Linked DNA regions of Homo sapiens: region 1 is linked to region 2. The links are chromatin loops, found by intact Hi-C in ENCODE. Cell type or tissue: PC-9. All regions are shown on one strand. Each heading gives the region's core, and the rest is flanking DNA. Links, peaks and the distances in the headings are about the cores only. Region 1 overlaps SRPK2 (SRSF protein kinase 2). Region 2 overlaps SRPK2 (SRSF protein kinase 2).

Region 1 (11,415 bases), core at 921-8,920, 180 kb after region 2:
AAAGAGCTGTTTTGGGCATCAAAGGACATTACCAAAAAAGTGAAAAGGCAACCTACAGAATGAAAAAAAATATCTGCACATCATATATCTGATAAGGGTCAAGAGTATGTAAAGAACTCTTACAACCCACCAACAAAAAAATAAATAACCCAATTAAATAATAAGCAAATAATTTCTTTCTTATTTTTTTTTTGAGACGGAGTTTCACTCGTCTCCCAGGCTGGAGTACAATGGCGCGATCTGGACTTACTGCAACTTCCACCTCCTGGGTTTAAGCAATTCTCCTGCCTCAGCCTTCTGAGTAACTGGGACTAGTGGCACCTGCCACCACGCCTAGCTAACTTTTTGTATTTTTAGTAGAGACAGGTTTCACCATGTTGGCTGGGCTGATCTTGAACTCCTGACCTCAGGTGATCTGCCTGCCTAGGCCTCCCAAAGTGCTGGGATTACAGGCCTGAGCCACTCCACCTGGCCAACAAGCAAAGGATTTCAAGTCATTTCTCTAAAGATATAAAAATGGCCAAAAACACATGAAAAGATGCTTAACATCAGTCATTAGGAGAATGCAAATAAAAACCATGAAATACCACCTCACACCCATCAGGACATCTACAAACAGAAATACAGACAATAAGTGTAGGCAAGGATGTAGAAAACTGGAACCCTTGTACGTTGCTGGTGATTATGTAAAATAGCTCAGATGGTCATCATGTAAAATAGTTCTGACACTGTGAAAAAGTGTGGTGGTTCCTCAAAAACTAAAGCACAAAAATTAATCTATGACCCAGCAATTATATTCCTAGGTTTATATTCAAAAGAAAGAAAACAAGAACTCAAATCTTTGTGCAGGAATGTTGGTATAGTTCTATTCATAACTAAAAGGAAGAAACAATCCAAATGCCATCAATGGGTGAGTAAACAAATTGTGGTACATATATACAATGTAATATTATTCAGTCATAAAAGCAAGTGAACTTTGACAAATGCTACAACATGGATGGACACTGAGGACAAAAATAAATAAAAATTAAAAATAAAATGTACATGAACAAATAATTTCAAGATGAAGTACTGATATATGCTACAAAGTAGATGAAACTTGGCTGGGTGCAGTGGCTCACGCCTGTAATCCCAGAACTTTGGGAGGCCAAGGTGGGGGGATCACAAGGTCAGGAGTTCGAGACCAGCCTGGACAATATAGTGAAACTACGTCTCTACTAAAAATACAAAAATTAGCCAGGCATGGTGGTGCACGCCTGTAGTCCCAGCTACTTGGGAGGCTGAGACTGGAGAATCGTTTGAACCCAGGAGGCGGAGCTTGCGGTGAGCCGAGATCATGCCACTGCACTCTAACCTAAGCAACAGAGTGAGACTCCGTCAAAAAAAAAAAAAAAAACAAGCGGGGGTAGATGAACCTTGAAAACATTATACTATGTAAACAAAGTCAGACACAAATGGTCATTAAATATGTTAAATTTCCAGAATAGGTAAATTTAATCTCAGCCCTGCACCTCAGATGCAATTTTAATGGAGCGCCTGCTGGCTGCAGATAAAATCGTATGTATCAACAAATATAATAAAACCCAAACATTCCTGAATCCATAAGTCACTTAATTCTTTTCATCTTTTTGGAAGCCAGTAAATCAACTATTTTCAATGTGCTAAGCAAAAGGAAAGAATCAAGCATGCATCCTGACTTTCCCTCACAAACTCAACCTGAAGTATACAAACAGTTGATATGGGAATATTTATCTTTTCTGTAGAAATGAGGTCTCACTATGTTCCCCACTCTAGGCTCAAATTCCTGGCCTCAAGTGATCCTCCCACCTTGGCCTCCCCCAAGTGCTGGGATGACAGGCATGAGATACCACACCAGGCAAGAAAGTTTCTCTTTACAAAATATTCCAGAAATGAATAAATAAATAAGGAATAATAAAATTACACTATCACCATTTGAAACTACTAATGAATTAATGAATGTAGGCAATGGTCAGTGGGCAATAACATCACAAAAGACAAGACAATCAGGCATTATATGCATGTAAGGGGAAAAAAAAGTTAGGACTTACTTTTGTCAAAAGGTAATGATTTTTTTTTTTTTAAATTACCAGGTGCAGTGGCTCAAGCCTGTAATCCCAGCACTTTGGAAGGCCAACATGGGCGGATTGCCTGAGCTCAGGAATTTGAGGCCAGCCAGCGTAACATGGTAAAACCCCATCTCTACCAAAATACAAAAAAATTAGCAGGGTGTGGTGATGCGCACCTGTAATCCCAGCTACTCGGGCAGCTGAGGCAGGAGAATCGCTTGAACCCGGAAGGCAGAGGTTGCAGTGAGCCAAGATCACACCACTGCACTCCCGCCTGGGCAACAGAGTGAGACTCCATCTCAAAAAAAAAAAAAAAAAAATTGGCCAGGCACAGTGGCTCACACCTGTAATCCCAGCACTTTGGGAGGCCGAGGTGGGTGGAATGCCTGAGCTCAGGAGTTTGAAACCAGCCTGGGTAACACAGTGAAACCCCATCTCTACTAAAATACAAAAAAATTAGCCAGGTGTGGCGTCGTGGACCTGTAATCCCAGCTACTTGGGAGGCTGAGGGAGGAGAATCCCTTGAACCAGGGAGGCGGAGGTTGCAGTCAGCAAAGATTGCACCACTGCACTCCAGCCTGGACAACAGAGCGAGACTCTGTCTCAAAAAAAAGCAAGAGACATCATGAACTGTTGGAGGGGCAGCAAGGTACATTGTCAGTGGGTGTATATATCTTGAACTCCTTTTCTTATTTAAAAAGAAAAAGAAAAAACATTCAAATAGAAAAACAAGCAAAGTAAAAGAACTGGCAGTATACAAATGAAAAAACAACTAATTAATATAAAAGGGCAAAGTCGCACCTCATTTATATCCAAAAAAATGTAAATTAAAATGACATCTATTTGTTTTAACTGCATTATCCAGGGCTCACAAAAATTCAATAACATGTATTATGAACATATGAACTGGCAAAACCAGTTGGGCGTGGTGGTTCACACACTTTGGGAGGCGAGGCTGGCCGGTAATTTGAGGCCAGGAGCTAGAGACCAGCCTGGCCAACATGGTGAAACCCCGTCTCTACTAAAAATATGAAAAATTAACCGGGGGTCATAGCACATGCCTGTAATCCAAGCTACTTGGGAGGTTGAGATATGAAAATCACTTGAACCCAGGAGGCAGAGGTTACACTGAGCTGAGATCGCACCACTGCACTCCAGCCTGGACGACAGAGTAAGACCCTGTCTTGAAAAATAAACTGGCAAATCCTTCCCAAAGATTACCTGGGCAACATGTTTCAAAACACATTTTTTATTTTTTCAAGACAGAGTCTTGCTCTGTCACCCAGGCTGGAGTGCAGTGGCAGAATCTCAGCTCACTGCAACCTCTGCCTCCCAGGTTCAAGCAATTCTGCCTCAGCCTCCTGAGTAGCTGGGACTACAGGTGTGCACCATCACGCCCGGCCAATTTTTGTATTTTTGGTAGAGACAGGGTTTCACCATGTTGGCCAGGCTGGTCTCAAACTCCTGACCTCAGGCGATCTGCCCGCCTTAGCCTCCCAAAGTGCTGGGATTGCAGGCGTTAGCCACCATGCCCGGCCCAAAACATATTTTGTAAATGCCGGCTGACATAGTAATTGGAAATCTAGAAGTTAATGTTCTAGAAAATGAATGCTCATAGGTGTATAGCACATTACATATAACAAAAGAAAAACCTGTAAACATAAATGTCGAATAATGAGAAATTCATTAAGTAAATTGCTCAAATGTAGTGAAATCTCATTAATCATTCTTACAAAGTATATGTAGGAGAACAGGAAATATGCTTAGAATATATTCTTAAGCATTTAAAAACTCACAATAAAATGGTATGGTGGGTATCTCAATTTTTCTAATAAAGAAACAATTTATGAGCTGGGTGCAGTGGCTCCTGCCTGGAATCCCAGCACTCTGGGAGGCTGAGGCAGGAAGATCACTTGAGCACAGGAGTTCGAGACCAGCCTGCACACCATAGGGGATCCCACCTCTATTTTTAAAAAATAGAAAACTTATAAAGGAGCCTAGAATGATTCACACCAAAATATTATCAAAGCCCTAGCCACTGAAAGTCAAGTATTTTTTCCATTTTATACTCTTCTGGAAATTTTTATTTTACTGCAAAAGACCTGAATTAATCTAACAACTGGGAAAATAAAATATCACACACATGCCACTAGCTAAACTGACTATAAGAATTTTAATAATACTAACTCTATTAAAAACTAGTTTGAGATGCTGGGCAATTCATTTAAGCTCTCTGGACCTGTTTCTTAACAGAAAAAAATCAGAAGCTGAACTAGATAAGTGGTTTTCAAACTGTGAAATCATACATGTAAAGTGCTTAATACAAGACCTGGCACAGAGTGAACACTAATGCACACTAACGCTGTGTATTACTACTAACCAAGGACTTGCTGCCAGGCAAACATGAGAATTCTGGGCCCATGACTCTCATTTCAACCTTTCAACCACTTGGCTTTTATGCTTCAAATATTGGACTCTGGATACAATTTCAATTAAAGAAAAGGTTCCACTGTTTTAAAACAACTTGACTAGATAATCCCTAAAGTCACTTATAACATAATATCAAGCTAAATATTACACACGTGTGTTCTCATTCCTTTGGCAAGTCCAGATATACCCCCAACGAACAAATATTCATGGTGAACAAACAATAAAAATCTGGATAAGTTGTATTTGACATGATTCTAATATAATGCATAATAAATTTTTGTTAATTCTGAGATTCTATGATGGTTTTCCTCCTAACCCTCTTTCAAAGTATAGGTATTGGTCATTAAAAATTTTCTGTAGTTACTACCTGTTTAGTATTATGAAACTCCCAGCCTTTTTATAGAAAGCAAAAAGGTGTACACTAAACGAAAAGACATCTTTAGGTAATTTTTTTTTTTTTTTTTTTGAGACTGAGTTTCGCTCTTGTCACCCAGCCTGGAGTGCAATGGCGCGATCTCGGCTCACTGCAACCTCCGCCTCCTGGGTTCAAGTGATTCTCCTGCCTCAGCCTCCCAAGTAGCTGGGATTACGGGCACCCGCCATGATGCCCAGATAATTTTTGTATTTTTAGTAGAGACTCAGCCTCCCAAAATGCTGGGATTACAGGCGAGAGCCACCGTGCCTGGCCATCTTGAGGTAATCTTAAAACTGTGCCTTTTAACTTGAAGAAAATACCTCTCAAATTACTGTGCATTAAGGCCTAGGAAATAGCATTAACTTCGGTAGTATATTCACCACTCAATCAAGACACTCTCAAGGCCGCTTATAAAGCCTGGTATCTACTCACTTACACTACTTTACCTCCAAGCTAAGTAAGCACTTCAACAGCAAACTAGCACTAACAATTCTAAAAACCAGGGAGCCCACCAGATAAACTACATTCCTGACTTGTAACTCTGACAATATTTTTTCCATGACTTTAATTTTACAAATTAGATCAAAGATAAACAGTTTATCTGCTGTTTCCATGACCATCTTTCTAATGAGGAATTCCTACTGTTCTAATTAGAAAAGGTTAATGATAAGGTTAAAGATAAGAAACTAATGCAAGGACACAAGAGATACAAGGATAGGACAAAGTTACTCTGACCTTTGGATTAGCCTCTTCTCACTCCAGGATCAGTTACATCCATGTGGAGGCAAGCATGGCCTAGGGAAGACTAGTTCCCGCCCACTGGCCATACTTACTAGGTTCTATGACCTTAGGCAAGCTATTCTAACCCTCAAGACCTGTTTATCTCATTTGCAAAAAGGGGACAACAATATCTAGTGTACATGACAGTTATGAGGCTTAAGTGAGACTGAATAGGAATGTCATAAACATCTGTTCCCTCTCCCACTCCTTTATACCTGAAAATCAGACTCTCATTTGATTCTCTTTTTTCCTGAGGGGAAGAAGAGCAGCCAAAGCAACTCCCAGTGTTAATGTTTATACCTTCCAGCAGTTCTCAAAGTGTGGTTCACAAACCTTCAGAAGTCTCCAAGATCAAACCTATTTCCATAATGATTCAAGACATTATTTGCCTCTTTCTGTGTCAACATTTGCACTGACGACATAAAAAGAATGGTGGATTAAGCTGCTGGCATCTTAGCACAAATCAATGTGGTGGCCCCAAGCTGTACTAGCAGTCCTTGCATTTAACTTTCAGTTAAAAAGTTGCCAGGTTCATGTAAGGATGTTCTTGATGAAGCAATGAAAAAATTAATTTCATTAAATCTCAATGTTGAGTTGACAGCGTTTTCATATTCTATGTGCTAAAATGGGAAGTATTCCTGCTACCAACCAAAGTAAAATGCATGTCTCCAGGAAAAACACCTGTGCAATCATTTTATTTGCTTTTTCCAGCAAGGCTTATTAACAGACAAGCCTTGGTTATTCAAATTTGGGAACCTGACAGACATTTTTCTCAAAAGCGTATGAAATGAGCTTGTTGCTTTAAAGAAAATATACAAGAACACAGGATGGGGTTGAATATTTTCTTCATATATTTCAACAAAAATAACATATCACAACAGACTGAAGGCAGACACATATATGATAATCTGTCTTCAATTAAGCCAGACATTAAAGAAATTTTCAAAAATGTCCAACAATGTCATTCTTCTCATTAGTTTTAAAAAGTACCCCTTTTTGTTGCTGTTGTTGTTGAGACAGGATCTCATTGTCATCCAGGCTGGAGTGCAGTCACTGTAGCCTCAACCTCCCAGATTCAGGTGATCCTCCCACCTCAGCCTCACAAGTAGCTGGGACTATAGGTGTGCACCACCACTCCTGGCTAATTTTTGTATTTTTTTAGTAGAGATGGGGTTTCACCATGTTGCCCAGGCTGCTCTCGAACTCCTAAACTCAAGCAATCCACCCGACTCAGCCTCAGCCTCATAAAGTGCTGGGATTACGGGCATGAGCCACCATGCCGAGCCAAAAGCATACATTCTTATTTTAAAATACGCTATTCATTTTTGTGGTTTTGTTTTTTGATACAGAGTCTCGCTCTGTCACCCAGGCTTGAATGCAGTGGTGTGATCTCAGCTCACTGCAACCGCCGCCTCCTGGGTACAAGCGATTCTCCTACCTCAGTCTCCAAAGTAGCTGGGATTACAGGCGCACGCCAGGTCGCCCAGCTAATTTTTGTATTTTTAGTAGAGGCAGGGTTTCAGCATGTTGGCCAGGCTGGTCTCGAACTCCTGACCTCAGGTGATCCGCCCACCTCAGCCTCCCAAAGTGCTGGGATGACAGGCGTGAGCCACTGCACCCAGCCTAAAAATATGCTATTTGTTAACATACAGTAAGTGTATTGACAACTACACGTTTTTAATTTCTGACAAAGCAAGTACCAATTGATATAAACTGCATTAAAAGGCTCTTTGGGCTCCTAAATAATTTTTTAGAGTCTGTCCTAAGAGCAAAATGTTTAAGAATCAGTGTTTATACCATTACCAAATTCCTTAATACAGGCTATTTGGGTAAACAGAAATGTCACTCAGTACTCATTTTATGTTCTTTCCGTCACACACTTAAGAGCAAATAACTTCACTGTCAATATTCTAGCTTAATCAACCTTTTTTGAAACACGCTTCTCACCATCCCCTTTGAGAATATGAGTAAGGTACCAATTCTCCAGAAAACTCTTGCACACTGCAGAATTCATGCAAGTTCTGAGTCCAAGGACTCTGTCCTTTGGTCTATTCCACTAGACACTGGTATAAAATCCTGGTAATAGCAGCGAGGTATCAGTATTTTACATATCCAGTTTTTAACCACTGTATTCCAAAGAATAGAGAGTCACAAATCAAATGATGACAAGCCGACCTATAAAACATAATTTACATGAATGAGTAAAATTCATGTTTTAAAACAAAACCCAAGCAATATTTTCAAGTAAAACAAGAATCACATCTCAGCTAAAATAAAAACAAATCCAAAAGGGTGAAAATTAAATCTGTTGCATCTTTTAAAACTGCTTAATTCACTCAATATTTCAAAATTAATTTGGAAATCACAGCTAAGAAAAACATATGTTCACAGATCTAATTTCTGTGAAAATGTAACACACTATTTTTAAATTCTACACGTTAATCAAGGAATCACAGTTTTTCATCACTGCAAACGTCCTTTTCAATATGGCCTGAGTTATAATCAAAATGGAATAATCTACTACCATAGGTTCGTTTCTAAGAATAGAAGAGTTTAAGTATACAGCCCTCCATTTATGGTTTTGTGAATTTTTTTTAACATTATCAAGGCTAAAAATTACCTTCCTCTTTGTTCCTTCTACATTCTTGAAAGCTTACTTAAGAAACATACTGGTGATTAACAATTTTTAGTTTTTATTTTCAACATCCACTCTTAAATTTAATGCACTTGCGGCGGGGGGGGGGGGGGCGGTGGATGGCAGGGGGAGAATATAAGCCCCTTTAAACACTTTTTTTCTAGTTACTTTTCCGGTTAAAGGAAACTAAATATGGCCTGAGAAGGACTCCGTACTTCAATATTTAAGTCCTTGTGGAGGATCCATAAGCTAACAGGTAGACAAGATTGAAAAACGTAACTATGGGTATGCGCCTGTAAATACAGCTGAGTCCTGGCAAATTCCAGCAGCCGTACTTTAACCATTCATACACTGCTGAGTGTTCAAACTGTGTTCAGCTAAGGCAAATGCTGACCTGTAACCAACCTGACTGTTTCTGTACCTCACTTCCGAGTTCTGGACATCACTTCCCCCCCTTTTTTTTTTTTTTTGTCTATAAATCTTCTTCCACCACATAGCTGCACTGCAGTCTCTGAATCTCCCGTGATTCTTGGGGCTGCCCGACTCGCGAATTGTTCACTGCTCAATTAAACTCCTTTAAATTTAATTCAGCTGAAGTTTTTCTGTTAACATTCCAAATAATAACATTCCAAATAATAAAATGGTCTTTCCACCAATCCACTTTATTAAATCTTCACACAGTTACATTTTCTCTTCAGGTGCATTGTCTACAGGTTGATTTTGCTATATATTTAAGGCAAATAATAAAGCAACATCTATACTTTTAAAAAATCAGTGACACATACACACATTCTGTTTCTCTCACAATCACACAAACACCCACGCATATCCCTAACAAGGTACAAGAATAAACCTTGGAAGATTCATATTTTGCTCAGCACCTCTCACCTTAATTCCTCTAATACAAAAATTTTACCAGTTTAATCATTTGGAAGAGGAAAAGAGGAACTACATCTTCAAAATGGACACAATTTATGTGAAACAAAATATGGAGAAAACTTATCTATAAAATTTCTTCAGTGTTTTTCAGTTTAAAAACACATCAATAATTACCTTGAGAATAAGTTAAAGTACACATTTTCAGAAACAGCAACCAGTAAGCTCATTTCCACAGTACTCAAAACCAAGAGGCAAACTAAATACATCTTGTAAGGCGACCCATAAAAATAAAAATAAAATCAGTAATAATTTAGCCATTTAGTTTCAAAGTTATAGTTATAAAGCTAATTTTGCATTCAAGTGACAAAACCCTATCTACCATCAAAAACCAAACTGTGGCCAAAGACCTTCATATACAGCTTTTCCTTTTTTTAACCCATTTATGCCGAAGGTTGCAAACTTTTTTTGTGAAAAATCAGACCTTGGCAATGACCTGGAGCAGGATATAAATAACTCCCACAAGCTTAGTGTTCCAATAATGGAACACTAGGCACAACTGGGTTAATGAGACAAGGTCTTGCTCTGTTGCCCAGGCTGGAATGGCGGTGTGATCATAGCTCACTGTTGCCCTAAACTTCCAGGCCCATGCAATCCCTCTGCCTCAGCCTCCTGAGTAGGTAGGACTACAGGCAGGTACTACCACACTCAGCTAGTTTTTAAAATTTTTTTGAAGAGACAAGGTCTTGCTATGTTGTACAGGCTCATCTCAAACTCCTGACCCCAAGTGATCTTCCCACCTCAGCCTCCCAAAGCGCTGGGATTGCAGATGTGAGTCACTGCACCTGGCCCATATACAGTTCTTAAAAGTGAATTCCAGATAAACAGATATACACATGCACAGCAATAACAGTCTGCACATGAAGACCACTCAATGCGGAAAGAACAGACTATTCAACAAATGGTGCTAAGACAACTGGGTATCCACATGCAGAAAAATGAGGCTGGACCCCTTCCTCCTCGTACCTTATACAAAAATAAACTTAAAATCGACAAACAACCTACATAAGAGCTGAAATCATAAAACTCTTAGAAGATAACATACAGGTAAATCTTCATGACCTTGGGTATGACAACAGATTCTTAGATATAACACCAAAAAAGCACATACAACAAAAGAAAAAACTGTAAAATGAACTTCAAAATTAAAAACTTTTCTGCATCAAATGACATTATCAGGAAAATGAAAAGACAACCTGCAGAATGGAAGAAAATATTAACAAATCTGATAGGGATCTAGTACCTGGAATATATACAACAACAAAAATAAACTACTTGATTATAAAATGAGCGAAAGATTTTAATAGAATCTCTCAAATAAAATATACAAAAGGTCAACAAGAATATGAAAAGATGCTCAACATCATTCATAAGGAGAATGCAAATAAAAACGAGGCACAACTTCACACCCACAAGGATGGCTAATGATAAAAAGTTAAAAACAACAACAACAACTAACAAGTACTGGAAAATATGTGGAGAAATTGAAATCCTTGTACACTGCTGGTGGGAATATAAAATGGTATCTTTTCTATGAAAACTGGAGATTTCTCAAAAAGTTAAACATAGAATTACCATACAACTCAGCAATTCCACTCATAGGTAGAAACCCAAAAGAAGTGAAAACTAGTACTTCAAATAATATGTACACCCATGATCACAGCAGCATTATCCACAATAGCCAAAAAGTGAAAACAACCCAAATGTCTACCAACAAATGAATGGATGAACAAATCCTGGTGTATAGATACAATGAAATACTATGTAGCCATAAAAAGGAATGGAATGTTGGGCCAGGCACAGTGGCTCACAGCTGTAATCCCAGGACTCTGGGAGGCCGAGGCGGACAGATCACTTGAGGTCAGGAGTTGGAGACCCGCCTGGCCAACATGTTGTGGAATCCCACCTCTACTAAAAATCCAAAAATTAGCCGGGCATAGGGGCATGTGCCTGGGGTCCTAGTGACTCAGGAGGCTGAAGCAGGAGAATCGTTTGAAGCCAAGAGGTGGAGGCTGCAGTGCACCGAGATCGTGACACGGCACTTCAGCCTGGGCGACAGAGTGAGACTTGAATGTTGATCCATGCTGCAATATGGATGAACCTCAGAAACGTCATGCAAAGTGAAAGAAGCC
Region 2 (11,415 bases), core at 2,327-10,326:
TGAACTATAGTCCTGCCACTGCACTTCAGCTTGGGGAACAGAGCAAGACCTTGTCTCCAAACAAACAAACAAAACCCTCAAAGACTATATATAGGCTTTACCACCAAGAACCATCTGTGGCCTTATGACAGCTTGGTATTATGAGGTCAAATTTAATATATTAAATGTCCTATTTTTACACTACAACAGAACGATGAGGTAAGAAAAACTGCCTCATTGCTCCTAGGTTCTCTAGGAGGAACAAAAGAAACCTCTAAAGCCATGACTTTTGGGGGGTGGGGCAAGCAGTGAATGAGGGCCTGCCCCTTTCCAAAAAAAAAAAAACCTCCCTTATGACAACCAACTGAAAAAGCAAACCTCATAAGCCGTCCTGACAGCACTGAGGGAGCTTATGCTTAATTCTTGGGAAGGGGGCAGGTGAGAAGACAGAAAGGCTTTTCCTTGGGAATCTGTTATTGATATTTATGCCACTGTTCACAGCAATAGCATTTCAAGAAGTAAGCAGGACAGGGAAATTGTATGGAGGGACAAACGTTCATCTAATGGAAGGCAGGTCAGATAACCTGGTATAAAATTGTGCTGAAAGCTCCATTAACCCACTACATCCGTGACTGCGTCCTATTTTTCTGGTTATATCACCAAACTTAATACCCCAAATTAGAAGCACAGCATTTCAGAGTTCAAAGAGTACTTAGCGCCTAATTCGGGGCAGCCCTGCTGCTAGTGGCCATTGTGGTCTAACCTCCCCACATCCTGAAATGGCCCCTGCTCCCCGACTCCCACTCAGTGTCTCCGCAGCTCCCGTTACACTAACTCCCACGTCTCAGTCTGCCTGCTGGGGTCACACAGAGAGGGTCAAATGCCTCTCCACACAGCACTCTCTAAATTCAAAGTGACCATCATTGGCCACCGGTTCTTTTAACCGTTCTTTTCTATACCTAGCTAAGGCAGGGACTTGGTTTTTGATATGGAAGAACTTTAATACCTTTAATAATTTAAACGTTATTGTCTGGTATTATCCTTAAGAGCAACGAGGGAATAGAAAGGCCTGGTGTTTCAGGACCTATCTGGCCATGTGCTGACTCAGATCATGCTGAGTCAAAGCTGAAAGACAGAAAGCACCCTCTTTTTCTCCTATCAGCTGGCACTATCTGCTCAACAATGCTTTTACTTGAGCATTAGAGGAGGTAAAACACAGTAAATTCAAGAAAATTGTTAAATTAACCTCTGAATAACAGAAAATTAATATATTTATTCTGCATTCCTTTTTTCAGTGAGAAGAAAAATGCTAAGCCTTGCACACAATCTTTTCTTTTAAATATTGGAAGAATATGGATAAAAAGCAGTATGGAATAGGAAAAGCATGAAACCCAACAGCAAGCAACCCACCTTTCCCAACACGGAACGCCTAAGTAAATACCACTGAGAAAAAGCTGCTGAATGGGCCAGGAAACAGGGCAGAGGAAGAGAACCAGGAACTGGCTCGCAAATGCAGGGCCCTTTGTGTTCACCAACTCACAGGTTCAGGGTCAATGACCAAACGATGCCAGGCAGGGCCAGGGGAGTTTACAGACAATGCAACTGTGCAGCACAAAACCAGCAGCAAAACAGGCCTGACAGATAGAAGAAGAGGCTTCTGCCGCCCTGTGGAAGCCGTCATCTCAACCACTCTGGGAACAGACTCTGTCAGAGGGAGTGGGCGTTGCTGCCACTGTTTCAGAAGAGGCTAGACATCCTAGAATAAGCCAGAATATCTGCTAGCTCTTGCTTTATAAGGGAAGAGAGATTATGCATTGGCATCTGGGGAAATCCCTTCCAGTCTGGAAAGGTGAGGAACCCTGCATGTCTGGTTGACCAGGCAGAGGCTTACCTGGAGGGGCTCCCACCTGCCCGCCTTAGGCAGTCTTCCCCTGGAGATGCTACCTCATCTTCCTCCACAGTGTGAGTGAAGGGAAAAGCTCCCTATACCCTGCACATTTTCAGGGACCACAAGTGAAGTCACTGTGTCACAACAACTGAGTCTGATTCATGGGGCTGTGGGCTGTGCAGGGCCTTAAGAAGAGACCATGTCTCTCTCACAAGCCCACAACCACACCAAACACCCAGGGCCCGCCTGAGGAGGATCCTTCCACTTCTTAAGATGCCTGCGGCAGCAACCTTCCCCTCACCCAGCCCACGGTGGATGACCCTTACAGTCAGAAAAACTGAGGTCGCATGCCTCAGAGAGACTCAGCCCCATCCAGAGTGTGAAAGGAACGAGCCAATTCCCATGGCAGCAAAGGGCACAGCCGTCCTTACCATACACGCCGTGCTCCAGATGTCCGCAGGGGTGCTGTACCCCGCTCCTATTAAAACCTCTATGGAGCGGTACTGACGCGTCTGGATGTCTTCCGTGAAGTGTTTATGCTGGAAGGGAACAGGCTGCATTACCACGGAGCAACACAGACATTCAAAAAGTGTCTTCGCACACAGAATCAAGACCAAAGGTTTTAGAAAGAAAACTCTACTTACCACCCAACAAGCATTTCCCAGGTCAGCAATTTTTACTCTAATTTTATCTGCATTCCGCGGATCCAGGGGATTCACCAACAAGTCAGCTGCCCGGGTTTTTGCTGGCATGAGCAAACAGCAGGACAGTTAGTGATCGGGATAGGTGGTTTGCATGTGTGAGCACAGTGTTTGCCAGGGTCAGTCTCCTTTCCTCAAGAGTAGTGGAATGATCACTTAGGCCTGGAATACTGTAAATTAAACTTGACAGAACTAAAATTGCTTGTTCTCCACCTCTGGAAAATACTCCAGAAAAGAGCAAACTGGGCTGCCCACAGGACGCCAAGGGCACTGCCTTGACCTTTCTCTTTTTATCCCCAGTTTCTTCGGGTCCAGGTCAGCCCTAGAACAAGCCAGCCTTGCTGTCCCCCTGTCTGCAGCTTTGTGGCGGCTCTTCATGGTGTCAATCCATCCCTTCACGGCCCAGATCGAGCTTGCTGATGCATTATTACAAGGAACATGAAGGTAGAAAGAACACTGCTGTGGGGGCCGATCACTCTCAGTGACACACAGTTCCTTGGACGCCACAAGACATCAGGGTCCCTGGCACCGACACCTCACACCCACATCATCCCCTACAGTTCCCACTGCTTGGGCTGAGCACACACAGATCTCAAGGGGTAGATGACTGTTGATTAACAAACACAGATTAAAGGCAGGGACTAAACTATTCTGGTTTTGTTTTAGACAAGGAAGGTCCCAGACAGAGGTCTCCTGAGATGGCCTGGGCCATAAAGGCAACCTCTGAGGTCAGTCATGAACTTGTCATGTACATGAGCAGTCATTCTAAATTCCAGGATGACTCCAGGGAATCTCAAAGGCAGGTATAGGGCCAGCTTCCCAGAGATTCTGGGGCCAGATCTTCTCAAACAAGTTCAGATCATGCCTGTATCAAGCAGAGTTAACCAAGGGGCAAGTGACAAACAAAAATAATCTGGTGAGGCCCAGAAAAATAGTCCTTAAAGTCAGCATCTTCATCACCAAACCTCAGACTGACCTACAAGATCAGATTTCTGGTAAAGATGAAATAAAACCAGGACTTTTATTTACTGTATAAGTAATTTTGAAATGGTATTTAAAAACCAAGCAGAAAAGCCTGTTCAATGTAGAACATTAAACACTGATATGATTCGGGTTTGTGTCCCTGCCCATAACTCATGTCGAATTGTAATCCCTAGTGTTAGAAGAGGGGCCTGGTGAGAGGTGACTGGATCATGGGGGCAGATTTCCACGTTGCTGTTCTCGTGATACTGAGTGAGTTCTCACGAGATCTGGTTGTTTAAAAGTGTGTAGCACGTCCCCCTTCTCTCCTCCTCCTGCTCCAGCCATGTAAGATGCCTGCTTCCCCTTCTACCATATTTGAAAGTTTCCTAAGGCCTCCCCAGCCATGCTTCCTGTACAGCCTGTGGAACTGTGAGCCAATTAAACCTGTTTTCTTTATAAACTACCGGGTTTCCGGTATTTTTTACAGCAATGTGAGAACAGACTAATATAAACACCTACCTAGGAGAGCCCCTTTGTTTCCTTGAAGCTGGGCACTGCTGAAATGAACTAAACCTCTGTTGGGGTACATACGAGCTGTGAAACCAGGGTGCTTGGGGAGGCTCTGATTCTTCAGCAAGCCCCATAAGAGGAAGGAGGGCCAGCCTTGCAACTTGCCGTAAGGCAGTGAACAGGCAAGGGCCTCAGGACCTAGGGTGCCCACACAGCTCCCTAGGGGGGCTCCAGAGGACGCCAAGAGAATTCTGACCAGTATCTTAACCCTCAAGACCTGTTCCTCTAGCATGTTAATCAAATGAGCCAGCCAGGTACAGATATTCCCTGCTTGCTACCTTCCATATGCCTGTTTCCTTCTTTATAAGGATTCTGCACAGCCTCACCAAAGGCCAGGTATGAGCTCAGGAAAAGAAACACCAGAACTCAGCAAAAATTCAGAAAGAAAGCAGCACAAAGACCAAAAAAGAAGGCAAAATGAATATACACTGATTCACCTGGGGCTGAGAACAGAGGTCCAGGATAAATATAAAAATGCTGACCCAATGGGTAGATGAACAACACTAGACATGACTAGATGAATGCCCCGTATGTCATTTAATCAAGAAGAATCAGCAAGAAGGAAAATGGAATTTGAGGTTTGAAAAATTGGATTCAAATCTAAGTTTCAATATCTACAAGTTGTAAGACTGGCAAATGACTTAAACTCTATGAGGCTTGGTGTTCAGGAAAAGAAGAATCGGAAGGGACCACCCCTTCCCCACCGAAGACACTAAAAACCCAAACACAGGAGAGTCAGGACAGCATCTGGGCGCCTGGCCAGACGCAGGGGCTTCCCTCTGCTGTGACCAGCTGAACCATCGTCTGGGGCAGAGGCTCCCAACTGGTCAGTGAGGGACCAGAGAGCAGCAGCAGAGGGAAGGGGAGGCCCAAGAGCAAGTTCCGCCCCCACAAACAACTCAAATCATAGGTCTAATGAGAAGAGGGCGAAGCCCGGTTAGACATATTGTGGTCCTCCTGAGCCACAGAACGATGTGATTTCTTTTTCTCCATGAGAACAGTAGCCGAGTTGGCTGTTATCTGAGGGCACTCAAGTGGAAGGAGATGATCTGTAATCTGCCACCACTCTGAGATGTTGTTTTTAAAAACATTTCTCAGGAGCTGCTTAATTCAATCACGCTAGAAGAAATATACTTTCAAAGACCCATCACCTCACATTTAAATGCAGGGAATTTTTTTTTTTTTTTTTGAGACAGAGTCTCACTCTGTCGCCTAGGCTGGAGTGCAGTGGCGCGATCTCGGCTCACTGCAGCCTCCACCTCCTAGATTCAAGCAATTCTCCTGCCTCAGCCTCCCGAGTAGCTGGGATTACAGGCGCCTGAAACCATGCCCGATTAATTTTTGTATTTTTAGTAGAGACGGGGTTTCACCATGTTGGCCAGGCTGGTCTCGAACTCCTGACATCAAGTGATCTGCCCACCTTGGCCTCCCAAAGTGCCGGGATTACAGGCATAAGCCACCGCACCTGGCCTAAATTCAGGGGTGTTTCTTGTACTTAATATCCCTCATTAAGGTTCACTGAACAGAATCTCTTTGGTGACATGCTGTTATCCTCCTGGTTCGGGTTTGTAAACAGTTACTTAGCTTCTGATGCGTTCCAAATGATGCTAGGTAATGTATCTCAATAACTTAATTGTATAAAAACACAACAGGAGGTAAAAGAGATTTTGCTTTTCTTTCTTTTCTCAGTATGATAGTTCCTGAACTAAGGTACCAGACTGCTACATTCCCAAGAAGTCCACTGAAACCCAACTGGAATGCTTTTGTCACACCTCCTCTGACTGAGTCACCACAGTAGTGACCTGTCACACGGTTTCCTTCTTACAGATAATGGTGACACAAAGGACAAACTGGAGCTGTCTTCCTTCCAAAATGAAAAGCTTGCAATTGCACTCTGCTTCCACTAAGAGGGGAATGAGTGGAAAGCTTTCACTTCGGGAAGAACTGGGCCCCTTAAGTCACCTTCTGATACGCTAGTCTTTGGGTGACACTGTGGTCACTCATTCCACAAGAAGCTATCCTAGGAACTATTAGATGGTAGCCAACAGTGCCTCAGCATAATGAGACAGCTGCTGTCACACGCACATAACACATGGAGCTAGGCACACACTGACTCTTTACATCATAAGGGGTCCTTACAAGGACGACAAGAATATCCCCTCTATATGGAGGAGGTTCACTATGAGGCCCAAGGAAGTAGTGGAACTAAGAGATTTAATGTTGCCACCTCAACCATTCGTGCAACAAATATTTACTGAGTACCTTCTGTGTGCTAAGCATGGTCTTGGTACTGGGAACACTGTAAGAAAAAAACACAAGCTAAATTAGGAAACTCGTGTACTGGTTGAAAATATGGGCAATAAGGCAAATAAACGAGGAATCCACACATCCTGTCAGGTAGCTAAACAGGCTATGAAGAAAAACAAAGCAGAGAAAGGAGATGGATAATGCCAAGGCTGTTCAGGGGAGATCTTTTCTGAGAAGGTGACATTCAGGAGAGGTCTGAACAAAGGCAGGCATGAAAGTAAGAGAAGTTTGAGGCAAAGGACACGGGAAGTACAAAAATCCTAAGGCAGAAACAGGCTTGCAACTTTGAGAAACTTTAGAAAGAAGCCAGTGTGAACGGTGTAGAATGAATTAGGGAAACAGAGAATGGGTCTGGAGCAGGCACCAACAGAGACCTGCCAGGGAACACACTGGAGAGTTTGTCAGCTTCAGTGAAGGACAACTCAGGGCATCACTACTCTACATGGGAAACACAATGGAGATCATGTTGGTGAGGCGAGGGTGGGTAAGGGGGAAGAAGTTAAGCCTTAAACAGTTCTCTCTGGACTGCCAGACAGAGACAGACTGGGGAGCAAAAGCTCAAGTGATAGGAGCACGGAGGCTGTGTTAACAGTAGCCTAGCAAGGACTGACAGTGGTGTGGGTCCCCATCGAGTGACACAGAAAGGATTCCAGAAATAGCCCACAGGTAAGACCAACAAAACCACCCTGTTCCAGGGCCTTTGTCCTTCAGATGTGTTGAGCCAAGATACACACTAAGGCTCTGGCAGCTGATCATCTAAGAGGGACCATCCTCTTCTCAACCTTCAATGGCTGCCAAATTACTCTAGGAAAAAAGTGTACCTTCTTTAGCCTGGCATTTAGGTTTCTTCAAGTTCCTCAAACTGGCCCCAGTCTTTCTTCTACTATGCCCTAACATGTACATTCTGCCCTAAAGTCAGGATCTACACAAACTCTTCATTGTTTCTCTTGCCTCAAATTCACGAAGTACCGTGTGGTCAAGTGCAAGACTCTAGGCTTATACCCCTTCCCATGCAGAAAACAAAACACACCTCCCATGGGGGAGGCTGCTCTTGCTTATCAAATGGCCAAGCTGCGGGCGAAAACTGAGTGCTTCCAAACAAAGGAGATCCTGTCCCTGGTACATCCCTAGAATTTGCCAATATTAAAATGCTCTTCAAGACCTCCAGTTTCTACCTGATGCAACAGGTATTGGGGATGGTATGTGTGTTGGACACAGTAAAATTGTGACTATAAATGGAAAAAAGCGGGAGAAAGGAAAGAGAAGAAGAATGTAAAAAGGTATCACTCATTTGTTTGTTCGTTATTCAATAAATATTTATCTTAGCACTGAATCAGATGCTGAGGATGCAAAGATAAAAACACACTGCACTCTCCAAGAGTTCACATTCTAATGAGAAGACAGACAGTGACAATGAGCACTGCCCATACAACTAAGACAAGCATGGCCAGCAGGAGCAGAGGGGAAAGAGAAGTAAGCCTGCTGGGGATACAGGAAGCCCTCACCCAGGAGGCAGGCTACTGTGTTGGATCATATCCTAGATCAGGAAAATTTAAAAAGAAAATTTTAGAATTATTGAGGAAATTTGAATATGGAATAAATAATAGATGATATTAGGCCAGGTGTGATGGCTCACGCCTTTAATCCCAGCATTTTGGGAAGCCAAGGTAGGCAGATCACTCGAGCCCATGAGTTCAGGACTGGCATGGGCAACATGGTAAAACCCTACTTTCTCTACCAAAAATATAAAAGTTGACCAGACATGGTAGTGCCAACTGTAGTCCCAGCTACTTGGGGGCTGAGGTGGGAGGATCACTTGAGCCAGAAAGCAGAGGTTGCAGTGAACCGAGATCACGCCACTGCACTCCAGCCTGGGCGATAGAGCAAGATCCTGTCTCAAAATAATAATAATATAAAATTAGTGCTATTCTTACACGTTGTAATAGTATTATTGTTACAATGGAGGACGTTCTAATTCATCTCTCAGAAGATGAATGCTTAAGTATTTAGGAGTGAAGTATCCTAATATGTGTAGCATGCAGTGTCTGTGTACACAAAGTATATGCAATGCGGCAAAATGTGAATTGCTCAATCTATGTGGAGGATATACAGTTGTTTATTGTACTATTCTTTCAAAATAAAAAAATACACAGATGCTCTAATAATTCCTTCCTGCACCTTCCTGGATGGTGCTGGTTATGCAGGGATGTACACTCTCCACTGTGGAGACCACTGCTGTAGATGATGGGGAGCTGTGGAAACTGTGAGCAGGGGAATACACTGATCGGGTGAGCATACTGCAAAGACACTCTAGCAGCACCATGGAAGGGCATGCTGAAAGGCAGGTGGGGAGAAAAGCTGGAGAGAACACAAAGCCAAGACACCAGTAAGGAACCTCCATAATAGGAGAGGCAAGCAATGACACTGCCCACTTTAGGGACAAGGCAAGGGGGACCCCTACTTAGGAGGTATGACTGGCAAAATGAGATGATTTACTGGACATGAGAGAAAAAAAGAAGACATCCTGATGATCAAGTTTCTCACTGGAGCAACAAGAAATGGTGGCAACAAGTGTAGGAAATACAGTATGTGTAGCAGGTTGGCAGGGAAAGTTGTATTCTGGTTTTGGACATGTAAGGTTTGAAGTTTCCTGTGACACAGAGATGGAGCTGTCATGTAAACAATAGGATAAGTCTTATGACTTGCCTGGGCCTCCAATGATGACCATGTGGTAACAAGCAGCAATTCTGCTCCTTTACATGGATTGTGATGACCAAGGCAACTTACATTCAATGGGAAATTTTTCAATATATTATTATTATATGTTATTTATGTACCTTTGCCATTGACCTGTTTTATTTAATTCAGTGCTACTAACAACCTTAGAGGTAGCCATTTCTTTCTTTTGATAGAGGAATGAACCAAGGCTCAGACAGGGTAAGAAACCAAAGTTCCACAGTTATTAAGTTTTGAGCTGGGGTTTAATCTGATATGCAGGTGCCTCTCGGTGTCTGCAGGGGAACTGGTTCCAGGACATCCTGAGGATACCAAAATCCACAGATGCTCAAGTCTCTGATATAAAACGGTGTAGTGTTTGCATATAACCTACATATATCTTCCTATACACTTTAGTTGATCTCTAGTTATTTATAATACCTGCTACAATGTAAATGGTATGTAAATAGTTGTTATACTGTATTGTTTAGGGAGTAATGACAAGGGGGGAAAAATCTGTACATGTTCAATAAAGACACAGTTTTTTTTCCCCTCCAACTATTTCCCACCTGAAGTTAGCTGAACACATGGATGGGAAATCCAAAGATGTAAAACCCATGGATATGGAGGGCTGACTGTACTTGAAGCCACTGCAGCCCAAGCTAATACTTGCAAAATAAGTATGAATAAAAAAGGTACTTTGAGCTGGTCATGGTGGCTCAGGCTCGTAATCCCAGCACTTTGGGAGGCTGGGGAGGGCAGATCACCTGAGGTCAGGCACTGGAGACCAGCCTGGCCAACATGGTGAAGCTCTGTCTATACTAAAAATATAAAAATTAGCCGGGCATGGTGACGGGCGCCTGTAATCCCAGCTGCTCGGGAGACTGAGGCAGGAGAATTGCTTGAGTTCAGGAGGCGGAGGTTGCAGTGAGCTGAGATTGCACCACTGCACTCCAGCCTGGGCAACTAGAGTGAGACTGTCTCAAAAAATAAATAAATAAATGAATGAATAAAATAGAAATAATTAAAAAGGTACTTTGTAAATTACTTTCTATATGAAACTTCAGCCGGGCGCGGTGGCTCACGCCTGTAATCCCAGCACTTTGGGAAGCTGAGGCGGGTGGATCACGAGGTCAGGAATTTGAGACCAGCCTGACCAACATGGTGAAACCCTGTCTCTACTAAAAATACAAAAATTAGCCGGGCATGGTGGCACGCGCCTATAATCCCAGCTACTCAGGAGGCTGGGGCGGGAGAATCGCTTGAACCCGGGAGGCAGAGGTTGCAGTGAGCCGAGATCGCGCCACTGCACTACAGCCTGGGTGACAGAGCAAGACTCAATCTCATAAAAAAAAAAAGAAACTTCAAGTAAGAGAAAAATTGAACTGCAACAGCAACAATAAGTCTGGATAAGGTACCTCTCACTACTGCCCTTTCCCAGAAATTAACCTACATTCTATGTAAGCACCTTCAAACACTCCCTGGAAAGGGGAACAGGAGCTGACCACGTCCAGCCAAGTAAAGAAAGCAAATCCTTAGGAGGATTCATCATAGCCAGTGCGTAACAAAGCCAGCTTACTCGGCGTGCAATTCCAGACTGCTGGAACCAAAGGGGCTGCAGAATGTCGGGCTGTTTGCAGGGCTGGCTCATCAATTTTACTCGCTGTGTGTTAAACAGTCTTGTCAGTAGAGGGAGCAGAGGGAGGTTTCAGAGCTTTTCCCCCATAAGCCAGTATGGAAACCAGCTGTGTTACCCAGTTTTCACTTACTAGAGTCACTTGGCATTCACTCCCAAAATAAGGCTTTGAATAAGTCAAGCCTTCTTAGGTAGACAAGAACACAAGAGCCAATCTATAATCTGTCATCACATTTAAATCCATGCCAATTCCTTGAAAATTACAATCCTGGGCCAGTTACCAATAGTAGGGTCCTATAATCAGGAACAACTATCAAAAGACAATATGACACTTCTTTCTCAATAGAGTCAAAGAGGAGGCATAATTTTCTTGAATAGAAACAAAACAAAACTAAACTAAACTAAATATAATGACATTAGATGGAAGAAGATACGAATTTTAAACTAAACTACACATTCTAGAAAGGTGTAAGTTGCTAAAACTGGAAGGTTTTTGCAAATGATGCTGCTGACTAAATATATTAAAAATGAAAACTGGTCAGAAATAAGATTTGGTATGCAGAGAGCAAGAAATAGCCTAATGGCATAGAAAATTTATTTAAATCACATTACTTCTTCAGGAGTATAAAAGTAATAAAACTGATCAGTACACACAC

The links. A loop is a pair of places that touch in the nucleus more often than their neighbours do. Peaks named below come from ENCODE experiments on the same cell type or tissue, not always from the same donor. Only the 100,000 strongest peaks of a DNase experiment are listed, where the experiment ranks them.
Region 1: it touches region 2 in a loop (1.9-fold over the local background); 1 of 110 quality-filtered maps calls a loop at or near these places.

The regions. Positions count from the first base shown.
Region 1 is chr7:105,311,059-105,322,473 of GRCh38, forward strand. The region is part of intron 2 of SRPK2 (SRSF protein kinase 2); the gene reads right to left. Among named protein-coding and RNA genes, the nearest start is that of SRPK2, 72 kb to the right of the region's middle. In PC-9, for the core only: no CTCF peak of the experiment used is centred there; no DNase peak of the experiment used is centred there.
Region 2 is chr7:105,130,493-105,141,907 of GRCh38, forward strand. SRPK2 (SRSF protein kinase 2) reads right to left here. Exons shown (of 16, transcript NM_182692.3): 12 at 2,512-2,612; 13 at 2,299-2,406. LOC124901717 (a long non-coding RNA gene) reads left to right here. Exons shown (of 2, transcript XR_007060465.1): 2 at 1,275-3,681. Among named protein-coding and RNA genes, the nearest start is that of KMT2E, 120 kb to the left of the region's middle. RefSeq lists silencers at 1,039-1,148, 11,369-11,415. In PC-9, for the core only: a CTCF peak has its summit at 6,127; a DNase peak (open chromatin) is centred at 5,909; H3K27ac peaks cover 1,286 bases.